3 separate regions of the Mus musculus genome follow, and all the other regions are linked to region 2. The links are chromatin loops, found by intact Hi-C in ENCODE. Cell type or tissue: heart. All regions are shown on one strand. Links, peaks and the distances in the headings refer to the core of each region. The heading gives the core; the rest is flanking DNA.

Region 1 (6,040 bases), core at 1,948-4,447, 350 kb before region 2:
GGTTCTGGAATAAAGGGTGAGTGTTATTGCTTCCCCAGAGCCCATTCCACACCCACAGAGCATTCAGGGAGAAAGCTGACAAGCTGGTGGAACATATATAGGCATTCCATGGGTAGCCTCATACCCTCCTAAGTCCCTACAAAGACTGAGGCCATGGACTGTGAGGGAACCATATTGGGGGGGGGGGAGTCAAAGAGAGAGAGACAGAGACAGAGAGAGATACAGAAAGAGATACAGAGAGAGACAGAGACACACAGAGAGACACACAGAGAAATAGATAGAGATACAGAAAGAGAGACATACACACAGAGACACACACAGAGACAGAGATACAGAAAAAGACACACACACACAGAGACACAGAGAAAGACAGAAAGACACACACACACACACACAGAGTTAGACAGACACAGACACAGACACAGACACAGAGTTAGACAGACACAGACACAGACACAGACACACAGAGACTCTCTCTCACTTGGAGGCTACAGATGGGTCATTGATCACAAAGTTTCCATGCCACTGAAGTGAAAGGAGGTATGGGGAGAAAGGTGGCAGTCAGGAGGTTGGGTGGCAGAGGTCTAGCAGCCAAAAGAGAGAATAGGGTTCTGGCTAATTCCCAAATGAAACAGAAATGTACCATATAAAAATAAATAAGTTAGTCCTGGGCCATGAGCCATGTTTGAAGCAAAATAATATAAGCAATCAAATGCTCACTGTCTCTGGTTCTCTCAGGCTTCCAAACATGGAAGTTCTGCTGTGGAGGAGGACAGTGGTTGCACAATGCTGACCACGTGGTTGGAAGGTAGGCTCAGAGCTGGAAAAAAACAGATGATCTGAACTCAATCTGTTCAACCCTGGCATTTCCCCCTCCATTGGCTATGAGGGATGAGGGCTGGAAAAAGCATCCTAATGAGGTCATCTATGAGCCCTTCTATTTGCTCAATATGCCTCCAAAAGATACATCAACTCTAGAGGGGAATGCATATGTAACCATGTAGACAGACACCTGGCCTCAATCTGAGACTGATTCGCTAGGTTTGAGTCAAACCCTAGAGTATCCCTGACGGGTTTCTAGGAGATGTTGATGCTGGTGTGTGGACCACACCTGAGTCGTGTGGTTCTCATGTTTCTACCTGGCATTCCTGTTACATTACTTAATTGGAGTGGCTGGATTCTAGAGTTTCGTATGTGTGTATGTGTGTGTCTGTGTGCACATATAAGGGGAGATGCACGTATATATAGAACGTGTACATGTGGAGACTAGAGATCGATGCTGGTGTTCTCCCTTATTACTCCCTACCTTAGCTTTGGGATCACGGTCTCTCGCTGTTTCAGGTAGGCTGACTGTGGGAATCTGCTTGTCTCCATCTCCCCAGGCACTGGGATTACAGATGCATGCTGCCCCATCAGGTTTGTATGTCAGTGTTGGGGATCTAAACTCGGGTCTTCAAGTTTGTGCTTTAGTTTATCTACTGTCCTAGCCAGGGTTACTACTGCTGTGATAAAATACCATGGGCAAAAGCAACATGGGGAGGAAAGAGTTTGTATGGGCTGGGCCCTCTTCCATGAATCACTAATTAAGAAAATGTCCTGTAGGCTTGCCTATAACCCGATCTTACGGAGATATTTTCTCAACTGAGAATCCCTCCCCTCTGATGTCTCTAGTCTGTGTCAAGTTAATGTTGAACAGGCCAGTACACCTACTTAGCCATTCCCCCTGTTGCTGGAGTAGCTGGATTCTGAGGCCAGGCTCCCACCAAATCACAGTAGTCACGTATCACATCAGCTGAGGTACGACTTGACCTCAGAATCTTTCCTGGCACCGTCCTCTTGGCTAGAGCTGACACACAGTGAACCTTGTCATCTTTGAGTTGGTGGGACCAAAACCCCTAGATTTGACCATAGATGGGCTACTAACTAGGCAGGGACACCTGGCTGTGGATTTTATCCATCTGAGTTTCTGCCCTGTTATGAGAAGGCTAGGTGAGGTCAGTAGTCGTCGGTGGAACAAGCCTTAGAAACGTCATACTAGTCTGCTTGGCTTGCCATAACAAAATGCACGAACACAAAGAATTTAGTTCCCACAGTTCTAGAAAGTGGGAGGTCCAAGGCCAAGGTGCTGGCCAGCGTTCTTCTTGGTGAGAGCCCTCTTCATGGCTTGCAGATGTCTGGCTTCTCACTGTACTAGTCCGGAGACTGGAAGTCCCAGCCCAACCCAACCACAGGTCTAGTCATGTGTCTAGTGCCTTTATATGGAAGGGCACTAATCCCATCATGGAGTCTCCTTCTTGTGACCTACCTCTAAGTATCATTATCACTGCATACTGGGTTAGGGCTCATCACATGTATAGATACCTATTGGCTTTTTTTTTTTTTTTTTTTGCTTTGCTTTGCTTTGCTTTGCTTTGCTTTGTTTTTCAAGACAGGGTTTCTCAGTTTCTCTGTGTAGCCCTGCCTGACCTGGAACTGGCTATGTAGAGAGGGCTAGCCTGAAACTCAGAGATCTGCCTGCCTCTGCCTCCTGAGAACTGAGATTAAAAGAGTATACTGCCACACCTAGCTTATTTGGCTTTTGAAACACAGATGTCTAGGGTCTTCCTTCAGAGACTCTGGTTGGTTCTGCACAGGATCGAGGTGTTCTGTTTCTTGAGTTGTTGGGGGCGAAGATTGATGGCAGGGCTCCTGCTCAGTGAGGGACTGCTTGTGCCTCCAGACTGACGGACCTCTGCCTATCTCTGTGGAACCACTTAGCCTACCTCTCTCTATAACAACTTGTTCTGGACCCAAAGCTCAGGGAGGGGCTTGGGGTTTATTAGCATGTGTGCCCAAACCCAGCATCGAAAGCCAGGCACACAGTAGGCACATCATCAGTGCTTATTGAGGCTCTTACCTTTTAATTTTTCAAAGGTCTTTGAAACATTCAAAATCATCTTTAGGGAGCTTGAGAAGGATCCGTGGGACATGATTGAGGGGAGAGCGGTCCAGCTGATCTGTTTTCACTGTCCAGCAGGCTTCAACAACAGCAGGGACATTTACATTTCCCTCGGCTCTCTGAGCAGCAGAAAGCAAAACAGTTTGCGCTGTGACCAGAAAACGAATATAAACAAGAACAAAGAGCAGAGGCGGCCTTTGAGCACTCCAGCCAGCTGCTTCCTCCATCCTTCCACTGCAGAGCTGGTGAAGGGAGGGGAGACAGAGTTCTTTAGGACTTCACAACCCAGGGGAAGTGGGACACCTTCCTCCCAACCCCGGGGAAGAGTAAGGAAGGCAGGAAAGGGAAGGTGCCGTGGGAGAGTTGGGGCTACACAGAAGGAAGGAAAAAAAAAAGTATTAGGGATGGTGTGGAGCAAATAGGGAAAAATCCCTAGACAAGTCATGAGATGTCGCTACTAACCTGTCAGAGCAGCTGAAACAGAAAGTGGAGACAGACTCAAAACTCTGGCAAGGATGGGAGAAGCCGGATTCTCCTCACAGGTTCCTAGTCCAGGGGGCTCCAGGCTTGCTGACCATTCCGTTTATAATTTTTTTATGTTAGGATTGCACAAGATGGAGCTGTATTCAGTAGAACCATGCCTTGATTTAAAAAAAAAATTAATTCTTAAAAAAAAAAAAAAGGCAAGGGCTTATGTAGCCCAGGCTTAGCTTGAGCTCACCATGCGAGGATAACATTGAACTGCTGATCCTCCCACCTTCACCTCCTGAGTTCTGGACTCAATGTATTCCATTTTATGACGTTCCATGGGTCAAGCACTGAGTTTCTTGCATACTAGGTGGGCACTCTATCAACATGAGCTACACATCCAACCCTGACTTTGTTTATTTAGAGGTAGCATCTCATTTTGTAGCCCTGGCTGGCCTTTAACTCGATATGTAGACCAGGCTGGAGTCCAAGTCACAGAGATACAGACACCTGCCTTTGCCTTCTGAGTGCTGGGATAAAAGGCAAGGGCTATCACACTTGCCCTGACCCTGACTTTTGACTTTTCCATGAGCTAGTACCATGTGAACCAGCGAGCTGGCAAGCTTCCTGTAGTGCACTGTACTTCTGCTGCTCAGTCAGGTGACCTCTGTTGCATTTAGCATTCTGTCTGTCTTGCATGCTGCTTCTGTGTCCTTACCAACACAGTATCTGGGAGGAGACTGTTGGGTTTTTGTTTGTTTGTTTGTTTGTTTGTTTGTTTTTGTTTTTTGTTTTTTTTTTGAGACAGGGTTTCTCTGTATAGCCCCTGCTGTCCTGGAACTCACTTTGTAGACCAGGCTGGCCTCGAACTCAGAAATCCGCCTGCCTCTGCCTCCCGTGTGCTGGGATTAAAGGCGTGTGCCACCATGCCTGGCGAGCCTGGCGTTTCTTTGTCCTTCCCTTTTCTTACTAGCTAACCTAAAGCAGTTTCTCAAGAGTCTTGTGTTTTTGGCGTGCATGTCTGTAATGATTTTGTATTGAAAATGTATTGTATTGTCCTCTCTTGCCTTTGTTAGCCACTTGTGAATATTAAGTTTGAAGGAATGTCTATTCAAACCCTTTGTGTATGAAGTTTCCTCTGAAAGTTAGGCCTAGAATTACCATATGATCCAGAAATGTGGGAAGAACTTAGTTCATTGCCTAGAGCCAATACAAAAGGACAGATAAGGTGGTTTTGAGCTCAGAATCTCAGACCTGAGGAGGCAGAGACTATCAGATCCAGTCCAGGGGAACCTGGGCCGGCCAGCTTAGCCTAAGACCTATGAGAGACCTTTTCTTAAAATAAGTTCCTGAGGAATCACATTCAAGGTTGTCTTCTGGTCTCCATAGTTACATATACATATATGTATCTATATCCCCTCCATATATGCCTGTACACATACACACACACATGAACATATTAATTATTTAATTGGTAGATAGATAAAAATGACTATTGAACAAAGTTTCTGAAAGATGGAGACACTAAATATTCACGTTCCTGAGAGCTTCCCACTCTAAGAGTGGTGCACAGTAGGGTGAAACTGAAGATTCGTGCTTCATGACTTCAGAGATGTTAAGAATGAAAATGTCACCAGTGGGTCATAACCAGGAGTGTTAGTCCTTATGAACTACAGCCTGCATCTTTCATAGCAGCAAAATCACACCCAGGAAGTCAGACATTGATTTAAGAACCTGCAGACTTGGAACTGGGATTAGAACCCAGACCTAAGTTTCTACTTCTTTGTTCTCTTAATACAACTGTGATGGAATGATTTTATTGTAGGACATATTGCACGTAGAAATGATACGTACCAGTTGTATCTTTCCACCTGTGGTCAAAGCACACACATTCATGGTAAATATAACCTCGAACATTCAAATGAGCAGGTCTGAGGATGTAAATATTTTCATGTAGGATGAACAGAGATGTAGATGACTTCGGTATGGAATAAACAGAGACCACCCAAGGAGAGCAAGCAAAGGCTATTTATTCTAAGTTTGCTACAGGGAGGGAGTAGGCCACCAGGGCTTGCATTTGGCAGCTACTCAAAGGCCAGCAGAGAAGTGGAGAAAGTTTACAGTGGAAATGGGGGAGGTTCCAGGTGCTCAGGAGTATAGGCTGCTGGTGATGGGTTGGGAGCCCGCCTGGCTTTCTCTAACTACTCCAAAGCTGGAAGTGAGGGCAAAGTGAGGAAACTTGTCAGTTAGTAACTCAAATCCAGCTGATTTGGGACCGATTGTTACAGAGGTTGTTACTGGAGACAGGGTCTGACTTCCTACAAGTCTGGCTTTCTGGGATGGCTTCTGTAGGCTGTGGACTGGCATCCTGGGCCAGTTACTGCAGACCAGATCCAGCCTCTGTGCTTATTCCTAAGAAAAATGTGCCTACATGTCTCTTTCACTTGCTCTCTACACGTCCCAAGGCCCAGACAGAAAGGAAGTCTGTGCCTGGGTTCCTATCTTCTGTGACATATTCCCTGCCATGCATGGGAAGTATCTCCACAGCCTTCCTTAAGCTCCCACGCCCCCATTCTCTCAATGTTCTGTTTTAAGAGTCAGTTCGGGAAAGGCCTTTCTAGTGTCTTCCTCAAT
Region 2 (6,040 bases), core at 2,200-4,699:
CCCACACATCAGTCAGATCCAATGTCACCAGCAGCAGTTACTCCTCAGCCTGGAAGAGGCTACTACAATTCCCTTCTCTTATGTGAAGATAGCTTGTTACCTAACCTAGCACATCCTGAAGGAGAGAGCACACCACTCATGTCTGCCTTGCTCTAACCGATGTCTTTGTCATAGACATTTCACCAGGAATTGAATAGAAATGTTCACTAGAGTACTGAAAGATGAAGGCACTGGGTGTGTTGGGCTAACTAGCAGCCTTTACATTTTGCAGAGCCTTTTTGTAGCTAGCCAAGGGTATATACAATTGGATTCCTTTTGCTGTGATCGAATTCCGGAGGCAAACAAGACATTTGTTTTAGATCACAGTTTCAGAAGCATCAGCCCATGAGCTCTCAGCTCCAGTGTTCTGGGCCTGTGGCAAGGCAGATCATCACATAGGGAGGGCACAGCACAGGAAAACTGGCTGCCTCAGGGAAGCCCAGGGGAGGGAACAAGAGCCAGGAATAAATTGTACTCTTGAAGGGCAGGGTTCCAGCTACCTACTTCCTTTCAAGTTTCTTCCACCTCCCAACAACTTTTTAAGTTGTAAATCCCTCTTAGATGAAATCTCAGTGCCAGGCATGGGATACATTCGTACATGTTATTGGTCATAGAAACTACATATGACACCCCCAGCAAAACAGAGGGTATTGCTATTGCTCATGGCTACCCTCCAGGACTAGATGGTAAAACCCTATTGCTGAAGACATGGCACACTTTGGTTGCGTGATATGGAGAAATCAAGCTAGAATTGACCTCAGAACTTTCTCTGTGCTGGCTAGCTTTCATAGTGTTGAAAGTTCAGCCACTGTGAGAGAAAAGCCATCAATGCTACAAACCCTCTATGCTAAATACTGGCCTGGTGGGAAAGATTTGCTCACTGGTGTAAGGAGCGCCACAAAGGTTATGGTGGTAAGCAAACACTTTTGGATTCTATTTGAGGCCTGTTCCACAGGAAGGAATCCATGCCCATTACTAAGGCCTGGTCAAAATCTGGCTCAGGTGGTCTTAGGTCCTAGGAATGGGGAACCAGCTACTGCTATCATGCTAAATGGTGATTGTCAAGCTCCTTTCTAAACATCTTTGTTTACCCATAGACGAGTGAAAACGAAGCTCAACCTTGGCCAAAGAAGCTTCTCTCTGTAGTGGTTGTCAGTTAATTCAGGAACTCGTAAGTAGTAAAAGTGCTGGCAATAAGCAACTGTGGAGTGTTCAGCCTTAAATGAGACATTCATATCAACAAATGCGCGCATGCACGCACACACACACAAGGACTCAGGGAAAACCAGAGAAGAGCGATTGGAAGAAGTATCAAATCAGGGAAATAGGGGAAGAGAGCTGTGAAATCTCATCTTCAGGACATGACATAGCCATTGCTTTCATGAACTCATTGCAGCCATGGCTACCTGCCCAAGAGCAGGCTGGAAAGATGAGTCAACACCCTAACAGGCAGCACCAACGGAACCCAGTGGGTTATTTAAAAAGAGAAAAAGTGGAGGAGGGAGGAGCTGGAGAGAAAGGGCACATGTCCACTACCTAGTGGGGCAGAGGAAGAGAGAGTCAGAATGAGTATGATCAAGACACATTGTTTACATGTATAGAATTGTCAGAGTAAGTAAAAGATATTCTATTTATTTATAAGTCCTTAAGTGAATTAGTTCATTCATGAGGTCAGAGCCTTCATGATCTTATTACCTACCCAAAGAGCCCCTGCCTCTGAACACTGCTTCATTTGAGATCAAGCCTCAACATATGAACTTTGGTGAGACCATATCTGAAGACGAAGAAGAAAAGGGAGTCAGGGAGGGGTAGAAAGAGCAGGAAGACATAGAGGAGAGGAAGGCTGTTCCACATTTAACACAAAAGCAGAGAGAGACACATAACATTTGCCTGCCCCTGATCTTCGTATTCCATGGAGGGCTTGGAAAGAGCTCGTTCTCACTCAATCCCAAGCTCCCTTCTCACTCAGTCAGGCTTTCTGGATGAACTTCTTATCCTCAGTGGTTTGACCTCATGGTTCGTTCACCAGTTTAGGAAGGTAAGATCTTTATTTTCTGTTCTTTTGGTGAGAGCAGAATTAACTTGGGAGGTTGGGAGAAAGCATTAACTTTAGTCCTGCTGCCCACCCTTCTGTCTGGACTGAGTGGGAACAGAGACTCTGTAGAGTGGTCCTGGCCTAGGTTGGGAAACTGTGGCATGTCCCACCTCTGGATCCTCTTCCACACGAAATGCCTAGAAGGGAGAATCTAGTTAGCCTCACTTTTGGTAATGTTCCAATGCCTTGGCCAGGGAGAGTGGGGCACCTTGATTGACAGTCTAGCACAAGGGTGAGCTAATTCCCTGGAATGCAGGGAACAGCAATGAGGTAATTTCCTGGAAAGGAAATGGGGTGCTATTAGCATGAATGGGGAACTGCAAAGTCAACAACAGCTCACTCCAGCTCCTCCCCAAGTCCATTTATGTGATTTTAACCTAAGACTTCTGGAGACAGATGCCTTTATTCAAAGGACTGACGTCCATGGGAAGGCAGAAAAATATCCTTTCAGATCATGGAGAGAAATGGCCATTAAACAGCCAGGCACTAGATCTTTAGACTCCTGTTGCACCAAAGAGAGGTAGAGAAGAAAGTCACCCAACCTGCACAAAGGAACTCTGTCTTAAGTCAGGTCTCCTGCCTGGGGGCATCTCTCCACCATCCTCCTGGGGGCTCCCGGGAGCTCCCGGGAGGACCCTAACTACCACTGGAGTTATTTCTTAAAGTGCACAGCCTCCAAATTTGGAGTGTGGGGTGGCAGGAAGTGCCAATAGACTAACTCTTCCTGCTAGGACAGGAGAGCAAGTGAGGCATCCAAGCAGGAATGGAAGAGGGAAAAGAACACCAGGAAAGGGTTTTCAAAGGTGAAAATATTTTTCTGAAACTATGTCTGTGTGCAGTAGGTGTTGATATCTTCAGCTGGAGCTGGGAATGTTTTTTTTTTTTTTTTTTTTTTTTAAACAGGAAAAAGGAAATGCAGGGGTGTGGAGCAGCCAGCAGCAGAGGAAGTTCCCAGGCGACTTGTCATGGTGCAATTTATAGACCTGAGTCTCAGCAGGGCTGGAGTGGGCTGGAATGACTGTGATTTGTTGGTGGTGGAACCTGGCACTTGGCAGCAGGCCATGCTGACTTAGCCTTGTTGCACGTGTGCTGCCAGGAACCACAGCGCGCAGCCCTAACTGGGCAGCTAAAAGGAGAGCAGCAGAAAGCAAGTGCGCTCATCCTAAAGGGAAATAGGAGCAGAACACTAGAAGGAATGGCAAATGCCATCATGGGACAGTGAGGTGGCACAGCAGGAAAAAACAAAACAAAACAAAACAAAAACAAAAACAAAATGCCTGCCCCAAACCCTTCGACCTGAGTTCGATCCCTGGAACCCACAAAGGGAAGGAGAGAGAACCAACTGACAAAAGTTATCCTCTGACCTCTACACAAGTGCTGTGCCTTACACACACACACACACACACACACGCACACATACAAATTAGTTAATATAATTAAAAATTTTAATTAAAAAAGATTGTGAGGAAGGAGAGCAGACCATGAAAGGCTTATGGTCCCTCTGTTATTGGACTTGGCAGTAATTGAACTTTTCTTTTCACCCCCAAAACCCACAGACACTGAAAGGGAGTCTGTCAAAAGAGGATAGGGTCCGTCTTAGCTTATGTCCTCTATGCTGAGAAATGGATAGATGGACTTTAAAGAACAGAAGCAAATCACTCGTCTCCCATTGCTGTCTCTGAACACTCCACCCCCACCTCCAGAGTAACAGAGACCAGGAACAGCCAGCCGAGGCCTCCAGCGAGAGCCAATTAGGCAGTAAGGCATGACCGTCAACACAGCATCCTGCAGGCCAGGACCACAGCAGTGTTTACAGAGCACGGCACCGACGCGGGAGCTAACAGCCCACATGCATGGTCCATCTGCACAAGCTGGAAAAAGTAACCATTTCAACCCGAGCTAAACCACTGTGCCTCTAAACATTCTGCGCAGACCCCTTCCAGAAACCCCACACATCTGTATACACATCTCAAGATAAACACACACACAGGCAGACTCCCCACAGAACCAGGGGAGGCCCCTCTGAAGCTCTGCGGGTGGACGCTGCCCACCCCACACAGGCTCCAGTTGTGGAATTTTCAGCCAGTAGAACCCCTCATAGAATCATACCTGACTTGTGGCTCCTCAAGCCACACATAAACAATTCTGAGGTCTACAGCACAAGCTCACTTCTTCCAGAGGCATCCACAAACTTCTGAACTCAGCTGAGAGGGAAAAGGCCCGACTTCACTTCAAGCTCACTGGAAAGCTTCTCTCCAAGACTTGGCACTGGACTCACTCTTAACTTTGCCAAGGTTACCTTCTGCCATGGCAGCAAAAGACAAACACTACCCATCCCCCAATTCATTTATCTGTTTGTTAATTGAGACAGAATTTCATGTATTGCAGGTTAGTTTCGAACACACAGTATAGGCATTCTTGGCGTGAACTCCTGATCCTCTTGCCTCCACCTTCCAAGAGCTGACATTGTAGGTGTGTGCCTCCACATCCATCTTTTCACAGCGTAAGATGTAAATGCCAACTGTGAACTCTGTGCCAACTGAGCTGTAGCTCCAGCCCAAGGTCTCCACATATACTCAATCTGGTCTTGAACTCACCATGTAGCCCAGGTTAGGCTCACACTGTCCATCCTCCTGCTTCAGTTTGCTGAGTACTAGGGTTATAGGTTTCAAGTACCATGCTAGGCTGACTATGATCTCTGTGAGCTTATTCTTGTCCATTTTCCAGTGGTAAATGATAGATAGATAGATAGATAGATAGATAGATAGATAGATAGATAGATAGATGGATTAATACAGTGATAGGTAGATAGGTAGATAGACAGACAGACAGACAGACAGACAGACAGACAGACAGACAGACAGATAGATAGGCAGGCAGGCAGACAGACAGACAGACAGACAGACAGACCGACAGACAGATGATTGATAGATACAGAAATAGATACAATCATAGAAGATTAATAGATAAGTGGTAAATGACAGATAGATTGATTAATACAGTGATAGGTAGATAGATAGATAGATAGATAGATAGATAGATAGATAGATAGATAGATAGATAGAGATAATAGAGTGATAGATAGAAACAGTGATAAATAGATAGACAGATAGAGTGATTGAGAAATAGAGTGATAGACAGACAGACAGATTGATCTTATGTGTATGCACACACACACCCATCACACTCACACTGTGGCATTTGTGTAGATAGGATGACAGGTTTTTCAGGAGACAGATCTCTCTTCCATCTTGTCTTGAGTCATTGCCTCTCTTGTTTCTGCCACTGTGCTACATAGTCTAGACTGTCTGGCCCATGAGTTGCCAACCTGTTGTCTCCATCTCCCATCTTGCCATGGCACTGCTGGGATTACAGGTGCCCACCACCGCATCTACCTTATCATGTAGGTGCTGGGGCTTGTACAGCAAACACTTTTACCCACTGACCCACTCCAGCCCTACTCTTGTCCACTTTTCAACTCCAGTCTTGTCGTGATGACTTCCACAGATCACAGAAACAGAAAATGCCAGCCTGAGCCCCAGAACACTAGGAGCAAATAGTCTACCCTGTCCTCATTGCACACTGTGGCTCTAATACTGCAATTGCAGGCAAGGGAAGGGAATGGGGAAGGCCAGCTAATTGAGTACAGAGCTGACTTGTGGAAATGCTGCTCTGCTTTGGCCAACAGGGGAAGAGAGCAGAGAGTAATGCTCAGAGACATTTCCAGTAGTCAGAAAAGTCAGGTCATCATAAAGCTGATGAAGTCCACTGTCTCAGTTTTCCACTTAGGCGTTACAGGAGTAGCTGCTGCATTCACAGGTTCAAAGTCATGGTGATGGGTGGGTTAGCGACTATGCCAGCAGCTGGCCTTGGCCCTAGAGTATCAGCTTTCCTGAGGTGGAAGCT
Region 3 (2,500 bases), core at 1-2,500, 210 kb after region 2:
TGCTCATTTGAAACTGTAACTTATTACTTTCTGCAGGCAATAAAAACGTGCTAAATTAGTTACAACACACCAGGATTGGGATGTACGCTCTAAATAAGAATGCATGCGTTTACTGACCTAAATAAAACTGGGCTAAAATTGGTTGCACATTCTCCTAAAAGAGTATACATGTCATTCATTGCTCAATGGGGGAAAACCACAGATTTTTGTTTTCTGGAATCTTGTTAGAGATTCCACAAGGCTAGGGTTGTTCCTCTGATCTTCAGCCTTCACATGTTTTTAGTAAGGAGATAGGTTACCTGTCTTTATAATTTCAGGCCCCAATAGCCCCACCAATTTTAAAATGTCATTTGCTGTTCTTGGCTATTCTCATGTAACAACCATGTACTCACTGATGGTCTCTGCAGGAAAAGCAACTATACATTAGCCCGAGGATGGTTCCTTTCTCTAGACCAAGCTTAAGGCAAAGGACAAGAATCTTCATTAATTACGGAAATCTGACTTTATTACAGTGCTTCATCTTAGTCCTGTGACAAGTCACAGGGGCTTAAAATAATGTTCATTTTGACAAAATAAAAACTTATTTTTCTTTCCTGTTTAGCCAAAGCAGGTAGCTTGTGTGATTACTGGCATCTAGGTACTAAAACAAAGCTAGAAGGTTGAGCTTTCCTTCCTCCAAAGTAGGAAGGGTTTTCTAAACTTCTCCTAAAACAGGTTCTTGTGAGGAGAGTCATGGTGCTTTCCCTATGGCTGGCTTTCATTGGACAGCTAACTTACAAAGTAGGACTGGCCAGACTCCTAACACCCAGAGACACAAAGAGTTGTCTGACTCCAGGTAGCTTTTTTTCATATATATATATATATATGTGTGTGTGTGTGTGTGTGTGTGTGTATACACAAATATGAGTACCAAAATGGTTACTTTCACTCTAAAAGACAAGAAACAAACCTAGTTCCACATTGTTTTTGCTGGTAAATACAAAGACTAACAAACAAAAATCTTAAAATTTGTCACTATATGGCTTTTTCAGGGCTAAGGTGTCATTCACACTTGTCTCACTAAACGTGCTATTTTTTTTTGACTAAAATGACATATTAAAAGGCTTGATGCCACTTGATCCCATAAAGCAGGGCATGTTACTTTGGGATCAGGTTCCCCTGGGGTCTCCCTTTAAATTTTGATGTTGTTATTTTGTGTGTGTGGATATTATGACTTATTAATGTTTGTGCAGTGTGGTGCCGAAGGAGGCCAGAAGAGGGCATCAGATCCCTTGGACAGGGGTTACTAATAATTGTGAGCTGCCATGTGGATGCTGTGACTCAAACTCAGGTTCTCTGGAAGAGCAGCCAGTGCTCTTAATGGCTAAGCTATCTGTTACACCGCTCCCTTAATTAAAGCATACAGGTAATCTAATTCAGCAGTTGTTTTTCTACAACCCAATGTCTTTCGGCTAGTCTTTATTCTTCTCTTTCAAATTCAATTTACAATAAACAGAAAGATCGTGGATTAAAGGAGTGTGCTAGGGCTAAGCCACACGTGTAGAGATAGTTTTTTCTAGTATACAACCTCGGGATTCACAGTATGATCAAATATCCTGCAACAGAGTATTTAAATAAGAGCTATTTATTACAGGCATATATTCCTCCCTACATGTTATTTTTAAGGCACTAAGTTGTGGTCTTATTACAACGAATGGTTCTTAGGCACTAATTAAAAAAAAAAATTTAAGCCGGGCGTGGTGGCACACGCCTTTAATCCCAGCACTCGGGAGGCAGAGGCAGAGGCAGAGGCAGGCAGATTTCTGAGTTGGAGGCCAGCCTGGTCTACAAAGTGAGTTCCAGGACAGCCAGGGCTATACAGAGAAACCCTGTCTCGAAACAAACAAACAAACCAAAAAAATCTAAAAGTTTAAGGTTATCCTGACTCTTCCCCAATTCAAACATCTGTAAATAACCATGCAGATCTAAATTTGAAAATCTTTAAGAAAGGGCTGGCAAGATGGCTCGCTCATCAGGTAAAAGCTCCTACCACCAAGTTGAAGACTGGGTACCTGCATTAGTGAGAGAACTGATTCCCACAAACTGACCTCTAGGTTCACCTGGCATGCACACAAATGTAATGTTAAAAATTCAAGAATAAAAGATAAGCCATGTCTCACTTGACAAGAAGTTTCCACTTATGTGGCGTAAATGCAACTTTGAACCGATTTGAACCTGAACTAAGCAGTACATGGGCCTGACTAGGGATTGGAGCGATCACTAACCACAGACAAAACTCGTTTGTGGTTGGGCCCAGCAGGCTTGAACCCTATGTGGAGTTTGACCTATCTGGCAACTCCCGTCTCTCAAGAACCACATTCCAGGGCTCTCTCTTCTCTAAAGCCCTCACTCGGCGCCGCGAGTTAGCTATAGCCCGTAGTCGCCCACTTCCTCCAGGAGAGATTCAGATCTTCCCATCATGCCGCGGGAGCGCGCTGGGCCCCAGAGTGCACTGCGCGTG

The links. Peaks named below come from ENCODE experiments on the same cell type or tissue, not always from the same donor. Only the 100,000 strongest peaks of a DNase experiment are listed, where the experiment ranks them.
Region 1: it touches region 2 in a loop (2.7-fold over the local background); 2 of 42 quality-filtered maps call a loop at or near these places.
Region 3: it touches region 2 in a loop (2.6-fold over the local background); 2 of 42 quality-filtered maps call a loop at or near these places.

The regions. Positions count from the first base shown.
Region 1 is chr13:63,987,909-63,993,948 of GRCm38, reverse strand. No RefSeq gene overlaps it. Among named protein-coding and RNA genes, the nearest start is that of Gm30950, 63 kb to the right of the region's middle. In heart, for the core only: a CTCF peak has its summit at 3,387; no DNase peak of the experiment used is centred there; H3K27ac peaks cover 597 bases.
Region 2 is chr13:63,639,923-63,645,962 of GRCm38, reverse strand. No RefSeq gene overlaps it. Among named protein-coding and RNA genes, the nearest start is that of Gm30709, 16 kb to the right of the region's middle. In heart, for the core only: no CTCF peak of the experiment used is centred there; DNase peaks (open chromatin) are centred at 2,392, 3,142 and 3,942; H3K27ac peaks cover 1,981 bases.
Region 3 is chr13:63,431,734-63,434,233 of GRCm38, reverse strand. Fancc (Fanconi anemia, complementation group C) reads left to right here and starts at 2,489. Exons shown (of 15, transcript NM_007985.3): 1 at 2,489-2,500. In heart, for the core only: a CTCF peak has its summit at 1,249 (motif pointing right); no DNase peak of the experiment used is centred there; H3K4me3 peaks cover 602 bases; H3K27ac peaks cover 704 bases.